Regions from separate parts of the Homo sapiens genome. Here region 2 is linked to region 1. Evidence: chromatin contacts called from ENCODE Hi-C or POLR2A ChIA-PET data. All regions are on one chromosome and are shown on one strand. The core of a region is the stretch at or near the end of the contact, and the rest is flanking DNA. Distances in the headings are between cores, read along the strand shown. Region 1 has its middle 78 kb from the start of ARMC3. Region 2 overlaps LOC107984215 (a long non-coding RNA gene).

Region 1 (6,166 bases), core at 2,002-4,501:
ATCCAGCTATTTGCATTCCAACCCCCAGCAGCTGAACTCTTCTGAAGAAAGGCACGCAATGGAGCAGACTGGCTTTATTGTAAATGCATAAAAATGAATCTCAGGGCCGAGTGCGGTGGCTTATGCCTGTAATCCCAGAACTTTGAGAGGCTGAGGTGGGCTGATCACTTGAGGTCAGGAGTTTGAGACCAGCCTGGCCAACATGGTGAAACCCTGTCTCTATTAAAAATACAAAAATTAGATGGGCATGCTGGTGCAGCATGCCTGTAATCCCAGCTACTCAGGAGGCTGAGGCAGGAGAATCGCTTGAACTTGGGAGGCATTAGTTGCAGTGAGCCCAGATTGCACTACTGCACTCCAGCCTGGGCAACAGAGTGAGACCCTGTCTCAAAAAAAAAAAAAAAAATGAATCTCAGATGGACCCTCTTACTACATATTTTGATTAACTCACTCTCCTACTTTCCATCAAAACTTCTACAGAGCTTCTCCCCTCCTTTGGTGACAGCCACTCTCACACCACATGCACACACAAACACACGCATCTGCCCCTTCTTCCTCAAACTCAGCAGAAACTTTGCCATCTACAACACAAAGAACATTGAAGCTGTAACAGAAGGACTCTGGGATTGTTCAGAACACTCTTTGCCAGGCTCTGGTGGTGCAGGACTTTTTTGTCTTGCCCTCATCTCTCTGGCTACCCCATTTCCTTTGTACAAACCTGGCCATTAAATATCCACCATGTTATGCCAGAACTTTTCCTCACTCCACGTGCTTTTCTTAGGCATTCTTAGCAATGACAAACTTGCACAGATGACTCACAAATGCATATCTCTAGACCAGACATTCCATCGGCGCCTCCGACCCATCTGTCCACCTGTCAACCTGTCATCTCCATGCAGACATCACAAAGGCACAGCAAAAGTTCCTACCTAAATCACGCATCTTCCCACCTTCCAATCCATGCTCTTCTTCTACCTCTCTTATTTCAGCACAAGATACTACCATCTTTCCTGTTCTACAAGCCAGGTATCTAGGCATCATCCATAACCTCCCTGTCTCTCTCACCCACTATTGATTCTAACACCTTGTCCTGCTCATTTTACCTCCTAAATACCTCTCAAATCCATCTCCACACTAACCCAGGCAACCATCAGTCCCAGCCTGTATAATGTCAGTTGCTTCTTCCTGCCACAGCTTAGACCACCACACTACTCATCCTGTAACCATACTTTACCCTTCTCCTCCACTCAGAAGCCAGAGTGATCTTTTAGAAACATAATTCTGAGAACGCAGCTCTTCTGCTAAAACTATTCAACAGCTTCCATTGCTCTAAGAATAAAGAGAAAATTCTTTATCCTGCTATTTCCTGAGATAGATGCCCTTGGTGGCCGTTTAGGTCATGCTTCTTCATGCCACAGGACCTGTCTCGTGTTGTTCCCTCTATTTGGAAATGTCAGTTTTCTAGCAAAGACTTCTCTTGTGGCTCTGATTGTCAAATTGTTGCCACGCAATCAATGGGCTTGCTGCCTGATGCACACAGAGGCCAATATGATGGCACCAGCTTTTGAGAAAAGAAAAGCTTTATTGTCATTTAACTCACAAGGAGACAGGAGGAAATGCTCAAGTTTGTCTCCTGGAGCTAGGTGCTGAGGCAGGTTTTATAAGCATAGGGTAATGAGGTGTGATCTGATTGGATCTCACAATGAGGTGATGCCAGGAGGCATGAGCTGATTGGATCCTGCCATGAGGTGATGACCGCACTCAATCTGGTTGGATCCTGGATTCTGCCATGCGGTGCCTGCTGCTGCTTTTTTTTTTTGAGATAGAGTCTTGCTCTGTTGCCCAGGCTGGAGTGCAGTGGCACGATCTAGGCTCACTGCAACCTCCGCCTCCTGGGTTCAAGCGATTCTTCTGCCTCAGCCTCCTGAGTAGCTGTGACTACAGGCGAGCACCACCATGCCTGGCTAATTTTTGTATTGGCCAGGATGGTCTCAAACTCCTGATCTCATGATCCGCCCACCTCAGCCTCCCAAAGTGCTGGGATTACACATGTAAGCCACCGTGCCTGGTGCAGTGTCTGCTTCTTAATTCAGTCTCTGCTCCTCAGGCTGAGCATTTAGGTTCTTGTGGTTGCACACTTGGGCATGGTCAGGTTACATAAGCTTCAACCTCGGGGGCTCTTGGCAATAGAGAAACAACTCACAACTTTGTTATGTAAAAGTTGAGCCAGATTGGTCTGGTGCAGTTAGAAAGTCTCCCTACTATAAAATATCCTTCAATATGGCTTCAGTTTTACAACTATTAGTATGATTATTTGACTGATGTCTTTCTCCCCTTGCTAAGGAATGCTGCCCTGTGAGCATAGGGACCCTGTAAGGGCCTGGTTCCTTATTGTCTGCCTAGCACATGACAAAATGTCAAGCACAAAGTAGGCAATCAATCAACTTTTGTTAAAGGAACAAATGAATAAATGATCAGTATTATGTCTTTGTGTATCTCTATAGAAATATTGATTAATTTATCATGTAACCTATAACTTAGTTCATAGGAGAGGATACCATTCTTTAAAATCAACTCTTGGCCAGGTGCAGTGGCTCACACCTGTAATCCCAGCACTTTGGGAGGCCGAGGCGGGTGGATCACCTGAGGTTAGGAGTTCGAGACCATCCTGGCCAACATGGTGAAACCCCCATCTCTACTAAAAATACAAAAATTAGCCAGGCATGGTGTCGGGTGCCTGTAATCCAAGCTGCTCGGGAGAATGAGGCAGGAGAATCACTTGAACCCGGGAGGTGGAGGCTGCAGCTGAGATCACACCACTACACACTCCAGTCTAGGCGACAGAGTGAGACTCCATTTCAAAATAAAATAAACTCTTTGCTGTATAAGTAGCATATCATAAATCATTTTTTATGATTTATGATATGCTCGTCTCCCTCTTAGATGACAAAATATGCAAATATTCTGTTTGCATGGCAGTTTTGTTTCAGAGTTCCCTAATATTTTATAATATTACTCCACTTACTGTAGAATTTGAAATTAAGGAAATATTTGGGTTTTCAGTTTGGACCTTTTGATTTCTCTCCCTTTTTTTCACTCACTGATTTGCGTTTAAACTTCTACTTCTCTCTACTTACCAGACTCTGCTTCCTAACAGAGACCTTCCAGGATGAAAGGGCTTGTGGTTGGAGCTCAGCCACGTTGGTGCCGGGCAGTCATAATGGCTGCATTGTGCAGGGCGGCGCCTGTGACTGTCAGAGCCCGGCAGCCTCTGCTCCAGCTCCGGGACAGATTGTTCTCACTGCTGTTGCTCTGATTAGTTGTTTTTCTGATTCTAAACTTGGCTTTGCAGTCTGAGTTATTTCCTATTTAACCTCACATGCAACGTGGCATCTGGCCATGCCTCCTGAGAAGGCTTCTCTGATTCTGCCAGTTGAAATATAACTTGGTTTGTGTATGTGGGCTAGACCCTCCTGAGTCTGTCCCCTGGGAAGGGAAATAGGTTCTTCTGGTGAAGGTGACCCGGACCCAGACCTAAGAACATTTGCAGAACATTTGGATTGGTCTTAAGGTCCCCTGCCTACCCACACATTCCAGCTTATTCCTCCTTCTTCCACTCCCCACCCCAAGCCACTTCCCACTTGGGACCACTAACACTGATCCAGCAGCTTCTTACCTCTTGTGGTTCCATTCACTCCTCTTCTCTCTCTGTGCTCTCCCTCTCTGCCCATCTATGTGCGTTTCCTTCACGGGCTCTTCTTCCTCTTGCCACTGAACATGAGTATCCCTCAGGCCGCCACCTTGACATCTTCTCATTGCACTTTGCCCACCCTCCTTGGGAAGTCTTTCATCTGGAATAGGTAGCATCAACTCGAACCTCCATCCTGACTTTCAGATCCATATATTCAATGCCACTTGCAGAGTTTACCAGTCACTACTGTTTCATTGGACAGTATGATGCACATAAAAGTGTTTAAGGCAAAATAGAGAGGCTGACAGTTCCATAGGAAGCCGGTAGGAATGGCGCTTCTAGGGGCAGAGAGCTTTGCAGTGGCCTTCAATTCCCATCACATAGGATCTATTTGACTATATTATCAAGCCCAGATATGCTTCCTTTGCGAGGGGACAGGTTGCAATCATTATCCTCCTGTGTGATGACATCTTAAGTGGCAAGTGACATTCTTGTCAACCACCAATATGGCTAAGATATGAGTATGCATGATGCATTCTACCGTATATTTTCTCTTTTGAGGTTTAGAAAGATACAAGAGCACTCTTAAAACTGTAGAACAAAATCTCTTTGATAATATCATGGGGAAATTGCCACTGAAAACCCATTGGTGGAAATGTTCAGTCACTAGTATACAAATGCATTTCATATCTAATGTTGTTTTTTGAATTTACCCTTAATATTGGGCACTATTTACAATTAAATGAATGGCCACAATGTAACTATTAATGATAAAATGTCTATTTGCTTTACGAAAGAAATATGATCCCTGGAAGTCTTTGGTTTTGCATTTAAATTAATTAGTGAATTGAATACCTGTCCCTTGGATTGCTCATTTACACTCTTACTAAAAAGGTGGCTAGCTTGTCAGAGGAAGTACTTTCAAATTGGCTAATTAATTGCATGACCACATTCCCATGGAAATAGCAAAAGGGCATTCTAAGGACAAACAAAAAATATCTGCACGGGCATCATACTCGTCATCAGCTCTAAAGTAATGTTATCTGTAGACATCTACTCAGTAAAAGAGCTGCTTGACTAATAGGACAGATTGGCTTCAGGAAAAAAATGTATATATATGAAAACTGTGTTTACGTCTTATCTAATTAAAGAATATATGGTATCAAAGACTAAGTTTTAAACATTTAATATAAAATGAGCATTCACAGATATGAACAGTGCTCACATGTAACAACTGGAAAAGAAAGCATAATAAAATTAAAGATGCAAAGTTATATAAATATATATATAATATATATATATTTTTTGAGACATAGTCTTGCTCTGTCACCCAGGCTGGAGTGCAGTGGTGCAATCTTGGCTCACTGAAACCTCCATCTCCCGGGTTCAAGTGGTTCTCCTGCCTCAGCCTCCTGAGCAGTTGGGATTACAGGCATGTGCTACCACACGTGGCTAATTTTTGTATTTTTAGTACAGACGGGGTTTCACCATGTTGGCCAGGCTGGTCTCAAACTCCTGACTTCAGGTAATCAGCCTGCCTTGTCCTCCCAAAGTGCTGGGATTACAGGTGTGAGCCACCATGCCTGGCTCGTTATTTATATATTTGCCAGAAAAAAATAGTGGGACCTTGAGGGATTTAAATCTTCATAGGCTAAAAGTGAGGCAGGAGAATAGGGTCTGGAGGCAGGAACATAAGGCCAATTCACACTGACTTCCTAGGACTAAATCAAATGGAAACACTTCAGCTATGATAGGAAATATCCTCTCCATTTACATAGGGCATACACCAAGTAACCAATGGAAACCTCTAGAGGATATTTAAACCCCAGAAAATTCTGTAATGGGGCTATTGAGCCCCTATGCTCGGGCCCACTCCCACCCTCTGGAGCGTACTTTTGTTTTCAATAAATCTCTGCTTTTGTTATTTCATTCTCTTCTTGCTTTGTTTGTGCCTTTTGTCCAAATCTTTGATCAAGACGCCGAGAACCTGGACACCTTCAACCATTAGCATAAGGATTCAAAAAAGCCCAAATTTTGACCTAACGTATTATTCTACTGAATACAGGGCATCATCCCTTGCTTTGAACTGTATCTAAATTAGCCTGCAATGATAGATCCTGGACATAGCAGGTCATGCCAGTGTTTTGAAAACCTCACCAATGATGCCACCATATTGTATGATTCAGGTCCACAACACCTCCATCCAAATTCCCTCCAATTCACAGTCAAGTAGCTAAAACAACCACATTAAAATAAATCAATTACTCTTGATAGGCATACTAACCTATGAACAGTCTGAAACCCCACTGGAGTCCCAGTTCTGAGGAGGTGTGCTTTAGCCTTCTCCAATAAAACATGTTTTGTCAGTGGGCGAGGTAGCTCACATCTGTAATCCCAACACTTTAGGAGGCCGAAATGGGAGGATCACTTGAGTCCAGGAGTTCCAGACTAGCCTGGGCAACATAACAAGACCCC
Region 2 (6,166 bases), core at 1,053-3,552, 220 kb before region 1:
ATAGGGGGACAGGGAAGGAGCCCGGTTTGGGCTTAACTGGGGGATGCTGGGAGTCTCTCTGGTCCAGGAGGTCTTAGGCATCTGTGTGCCTGAGGCTATCTGGGTCTCCCCAGTGTCTCCCCACACACCTGTGCCAACTTGCCCACTTCATACTTTTCCTGTTGCCTTCGATTCACAACTCGCCTTGCTCACGTCCTTCTAGAAAAAAACGGTACGTGTTGATGTCACTACCTCCCCGTGGAAGCAGGAGGGGAGGGTGGAGAAAGTGGATTTGGTCATCACTTCCGGCCCTTTAGAATCACACTGCCGGTCAGGCGTAGTGGCTCACGCCTGTAATTCCAACAGTTTGGGAGGCCGAGGTGGGAGGATTGCTTGAGCCCAGGAGTTTGAGACCAGCCTGGACGATATAGTGAGACCCCCATCTCTACAAAAAAAACTTCGAAAAAACTAGCCAGGCGAGGTGGCACGCACCTGTACTCCCAGGTACTAGGGAAGCTGAGGCAGGGAGATTGCTTGAGCCTGGGAGGTCGAGGCTGCAGTGAGCCGTGGTTGTGCCGCTGCACTAAAGCCTGGGCAACAGAGCAAGACCTCAACTCTAAAGAAAAGAAAAAAGAATCACACTTTATTATTAATTATTTTGAACCATGAGATAATAAAAAAGGAAGGACCTTTTTCCCACTTAAAAATGTTTCAGACTAATAATAATTGCTAACATTTACTGGGCTCTTACTGTGTTCTAATAATAGGTGTCAGCATTTAGAAATCTAATGTCATTTAAGGCACGCAGCAACCTGGTGCTATTGTCATCCCTATTGACAGAAGCGAAATGGTTCACCCAAAGCCACACTGCCAGCAAACAGCGAGGCTAAAATGAGGGACCCAGACAGTCTGACTTCAGAGACTGCACTTAAGTTACTTAACAGAAATTAATGTCAGTTAAGTGACAGAACTAGAACTTGAATGTAGATCCTCTGTCTCCAAATCCTATTGAATCCTCTATATCACTGTTCTTAAATTTTTTGGTCTCAGACCCCTTTATTCTCTAAATATTGAAGATTCTAAAGAATATCATTTCTGCAGTTTTTGTGTGTTGCTATTTACAGCACTATAAATTAAAGCAAAGTAATTTAAATATTTATTAATTCATTTGAAACAATAATAATAAACCCACTCCATGTAAACATAAACAACATCTTTATGAAAACATTGTCGGCCAGGCACAGTGACTCACGCCTATAATCCCGGCATTTTGGGAGGCCTAGGTGGGTGGATCACGAGGTCAGGAGTTCCAGACCAGCCTGGCTAACACGGTGAAACCCTGTCTCTACTAAAAATACAAAATTTAGCCGGGCATGGTGGCGGGCGCCTGTAATCCCAGCTACTCGGCAGGCTGAGGCAGGAGAATCGCATGAACCGGGGAGACGGAGGTTGCAGTGAGCCGAGATCACACCACCGCACACTAGCCTGGGCGACAGAGCAAGACTCTATCTCAAAAAAAAAAAAAAAAAAGAAAAAGATAAAGAAAACATTAACAAGAGAAAAAATGTTTTCATTTTCTGCTACATGTCAGTGTAATAATATTTGATACAGAAAACTTAATATAGAAAGGCACAAAGATAAAAACAAAATCACCTGAAATGCCACCACCTAAGAGGGAACGTCTGTGAATTTTGTTTTATATATTGTCCCAGCTTCCTGGGAAGATTATGAATTCCAGACATCGTGCCTTCCAGACACTGAAATAGTAACCTTAAATTGTGGCAATTTAAAAGTGCCTGTAAAATCATCGTAGGAAATCTTAAGGCTGCACCAGGACCTGAAGAGGGTCTCGGTGACCCTCGGCCACATATTTCTAGACATCACTGGAGAGCACAGAGCTCAGAGCCCATTCTAGTTTATTAATAGTATAAAGCATACACCAAAGGCAAATGATCTAGCTACATAAATTTTGTTTCCTGCCCCAGGAGCCAAAGCTAAGCCCTTCACTGCTTTATGCTAAATGTGCATTAAATTGCAGAGGGCAATTGGTGTTTCTCAGCGCTCCAAGTTTGCACCTGCCTGTTTGATACCAGGAGAGGGTGTGGCCATTTCCTCTTGAACTTTGGGTTAGAGAGAGCTGGGTATGAGGGGTGGGGTTCAGGGAAGGTGAGCGAAAGCCCACTCAGGGGTCATCAGCTGCCTGGTGGTAATTCCTGGCCAATCATTTCTCATTCTGTATCTCCCTGCGGCAGAACAGCTCTGAGCCTCCCAGGACACCACGTGATGCCTGCGTTTCATTCCATGCCAAGTTCCACATGCCAGAGAGCTGTCGTAGAACTTTGGCAGGGAGAAGTGTCTGGGCCAGTGGCCTGTGGCAGTTACTGCTCCTGGCTCTCACATCCTTTGTAGAGTTTGTAGGGAATCTAGAACTTACTGTGTCCCCTAGAGAGGGGGTCACCAGACTGACAGAAGCCTGGGGTTAGAACAGAGAAACCGGAGAGCACACAGAATTTATGGACAGAGGCAAATGGCTGGGACTATGATACCAACATCGTATTTCCTTCCTCCTTGAAGGAAGGCCAGATGCCAGCAGTTCTCTCTCACTGGTCTCTTCGTGGGGCCTGGTAGTCTACAGACCCCTAGTCACCAGATGCCATCTTGGGGAGAAATTGGGTAGGAGGCCATGCAGGGAAGGAGGAAGTCTGCCACGTCAGTTATTTATCTGAAAGAGATTATCCAGAAAGAAATAGCAACTGATAAGCAGCAAGCCGAAATTTTTCCTTTCCTTTGCTGGATATGGTGGTGAATACTCAAGAAATTTCAACCAGACCGGGCATGGTGGCTCACACTTGCAATCCCAGCACTTTGGGAGGCTGAGGCAGGTGGATCACTTGAGGTCAGGAGTTCAAGACCAGCCTACGCAACATGGTGAAACCCCGTCTCTACTAAAAAACAAACAAACAAAAACAAAAACAAAAAATTAGCCAGATGTGGTGGTGTGCACCTGTAATCCCAGCTACTCAGGAGGCTGAGGTAGGAGAATTGCTTGAACCTGGGAGGCAGAGGTTGCAGTGAGCAAGATTGCACCACTGCACTCCAGCCTGTGTGACACAGCAAGATCCTACCCCCCCAAAAAAAGTTCCACCCAATTCCAGAGAATGGTTTGTTCTTTCTTAGAAACTCATTTCTTTTAATGTTGTTTTCTCTACATGGTGACAAATGCAAGGTTTTAGTTTACAAAGACAGCATAACGTGTCCTACCCCATCTAAGACCTCACCATACAAACACCTGCTCTCTGCAACCAGTGGAAAGATCTTCCTTCAGCTGTTGGCTGTCAGCAACTTTTTGCAGACTGGTTGAAGTTGGACAGGAATGGTAGTTAGGGCCCGTGTGGTATTATCCATATGCCATATAATCAAAATTATGTTTTCACGCAGGCAGAACAAAAGCAGGATTCCAAGTAGGTCTCAGATCAGTTCCAGATCCTCATGCCAATGTCTTATATCCAGTTCCCCAGCCTCGTTTTACATTTCAGCAAAAGACTGTCTTGCAAACGCAGCGGCGCTTATATGGCCAGTGTCATCTGAGAATGCAGTGGGGTGATTTGTGGTGGGAGAGCTGTGTTAACCGGGCCCGAACTGCTATCCAATATCCCAAACATAAACCTCTTCCTGCGCGGTTGAGAAAGAAGCCAAGGCTTTTGGAAAGTTCACCTTTCATGTGCTGAAGCCTTCCAATTTCTTGGTTGCAGCTGGACATGCTCTCAGAGCAGATCAGACACTCTGGGAAAGAAAAGGGGTACCCCATTGTCCAGCCCGGATCGGGGTAGCGACAGCAGAACCTTCCAGGGACAGCCCACCTGTCTCGCCTGGCCCCGGGGCTCGGCTGAGGATGGCAGGATCCCTGGACTGATTAGCTTCTCCAGAAATAGCTTCATCCAAGAAAACGACCTTTCATCCAACAAAATGACCTTTCGACTTCTATATATTTTATCCTCCCAGCCAAGCATCCTCTCATGAGTATTTATTAAACACCTACCATGCGGCAGACATTGTGCTTGGACACACTTGCCAATTGTTTCCTCGGAACTTGTTTTCCAGGCAAAAGGAGGTGTTGATGGATTAGCTATAAGCCTTAGCTCTCTCCGAAGCGTTTCTTGACTTACGATTGGGTCTTGTAGGAAAATGCTTCATTTTAGTGACTCTTAAACCGATGCCCAGTGTTTATTTCTGATGGACAGAGATCGTGTGATTCGTGCCAGATAAAGATGGGAGCTGAGGGGATTTGCGAGAATTGTAGGTTCTACTTTTGATGTTTTTCCGCAGTAGGTGGGAAGGAGGAGTCTCCCCAAATGAGAAAGAAGTAAGACAGGAGGGGGTCCTGCAGCCTTTGCTTCCTGGGAGGCGCTTGGATGACTCACAGCAGGGAGTACGGAGCAGCCGCTGGCCGCCGCAGCCCTGGTTACTGCTGCAAATTTATCTCCCCAACTACGGCCTCTCCATCTGTTCTAATTACAAATGCAAAAAATAGCTAATTTGCAATGGCATCATAAAGAGGAAAATCTAAGTGATTTAAGAGCTGCTCTGTGTTACGTGGAGCGTGTTTTACACACTCCAGTCAGAGAGAAACTGCTTGCTCCCTGTGTTGAGAGAGTCCCCTCTTCTTGGCCAGTTTCTGATTTGCCCTGACTGTGGGAGAATTATTATAAAAAGTCACAAAGGGCAAGGAGCTGGTCCTGAGAATGGGACACACCCTACTCTGCTTCTGACAAAAGAGGCGGTCACTGTAGTTACAACTCAAGGCCAATAATCTGCCTTGATCTCTAGATTATTTCAACTTCTTGGCAAAATATGTAATGTGGACACAGTACCATGAGTCTAACTATAATACAAGTTATTTTCTTTTTTAGCCAGGCACGGTGACTCACACCTGTAATCCCAGTGCTTTGAGAGGCCGAGGGGTGGGGATTATGTGGGGCCAGGAGTTCAAAAACAGCCTGGGTAACATAGGAAGACCCCATCTCCACAAAATTTTTTTTTAATTAGCCAGGCATCGGCCAGGCACGGCGGCTCACACCTGTAAACTCAGCACTTTGGGAGGCCAAAGTGGGCAGGTCACTTGAGGTCAGGAGTTTGAGACCAGTCTGACCAACATGGTGAAACCCTATCTCTAATAAAAATACACACACAAAAAAAAACTAGCTGGGTGTTGTGGCGGGTGCCTGTAATCCCAGCCACTTGGGAGGCTCAGGCAGGGGAATTGCATGAACCCGGGAGGCAGAGGTTGCAGTGAGCTGAGATCGTGCCACTGCACTCCAGCCTGGGTGACAGAGTGAGGCTCCATCTCAAAAAAAAAAAAAAAAAAAAAAAAAAAAAAATTTAGCCAGGCATGATGGCACGTGCCTGTAATCCCAGTTATTCCAGAGACTGAGGTGGGAGGTGAGAGTGAGAGGATCACTTGAGCCCAGGAATTGGAAGTTGCAGTGAGCTATGATGGCACCACTGCTCTCCAGCCTGAGCGACACAGTGAGACTCTGTCTCTAAAAAAAATGAAATAACAGTTATTTTCTCTTCAATTGTGCCAGTGATGAAATGATAAGAATGACGGTGTTCAGGACATCCTACCCCAAAAAGCGGCACCTTGGCATACTGAATATTTATTTTTTCTTTCTTTTCTTTCTTTCTTTCTTTTTTTTTTTTCTGAGATAGAGTCTTGCTCTGTTGCGCAGGCTGGAGTGCAATGGCGCAATCTTGGCTCACTGTAACCTCCACCTCCTGGGCTCAAGCGAGTCTTCCTGCCTCAGCCTCCCGAGTAGCTGGGATTACAGGCAAGTGCCACCGTGCCCAGGTAATTTTTGTATTTTAGTAGAGACGGGGTTTCACCACGTTGCCCAGGCTGGTCTTGAACTCCTGACCTCAGGTGATCCACCCGCCTTGGCCTCCCAAAGTGCTGGGATTACAAGCGTGAGCCACCACACCTGGCTGGCATACTGAATATTTTAAGCTGAAGGAACTTGAGTAAACAGCAGAAGCAGGAAGGTCCCCCTGGCCTTTCCCTCCCCTTCTTGCCTGAAGCAGGGCATAAGATCCTCATGTGACAGCTGCCCTTCCTATACCCGGAGGAAAGGGACATCCTTATCTCTGAAGACACAGCATCACAGGGAAGAATCTGAACAGGCTGGCTAGG

The links. A loop is a pair of places that touch in the nucleus more often than their neighbours do. ChIA-PET counts read pairs that join two places held with the same protein, here RNA polymerase II (POLR2A). Pooled maps may share reads with other maps.
Region 2: a map of cardiac septum shows a loop between it and region 1 (2.1-fold over the local background). The contact joins two enhancer-like sites. A Hi-C loop is called at or near these places in 1 of 168 maps with a recorded cell type or tissue (cardiac septum) and 8 of 50 pooled maps. POLR2A ChIA-PET finds 5 or more read pairs at or near these places in 1 of 52 experiments (A673).

Annotation. Positions count from the first base shown.
Region 1 is chr10:22,846,721-22,852,886 of GRCh38, reverse strand. No RefSeq gene overlaps it. Among named protein-coding and RNA genes, the nearest start is that of ARMC3, 78 kb to the left of the region's middle. Within about 2 kb of position 3,251, at least 21 of the 41 ENCODE cell types and tissues checked have a DNase peak (open chromatin) inside an H3K27ac peak, as active enhancers do.
Region 2 is chr10:23,061,832-23,067,997 of GRCh38, reverse strand. All of the region lies in intron 2 of LOC107984215 (a long non-coding RNA gene), which reads left to right. Among named protein-coding and RNA genes, the nearest start is that of MSRB2, 31 kb to the left of the region's middle. Within about 2 kb of position 2,302, at least 9 of the 41 ENCODE cell types and tissues checked have a DNase peak (open chromatin) inside an H3K27ac peak, as active enhancers do.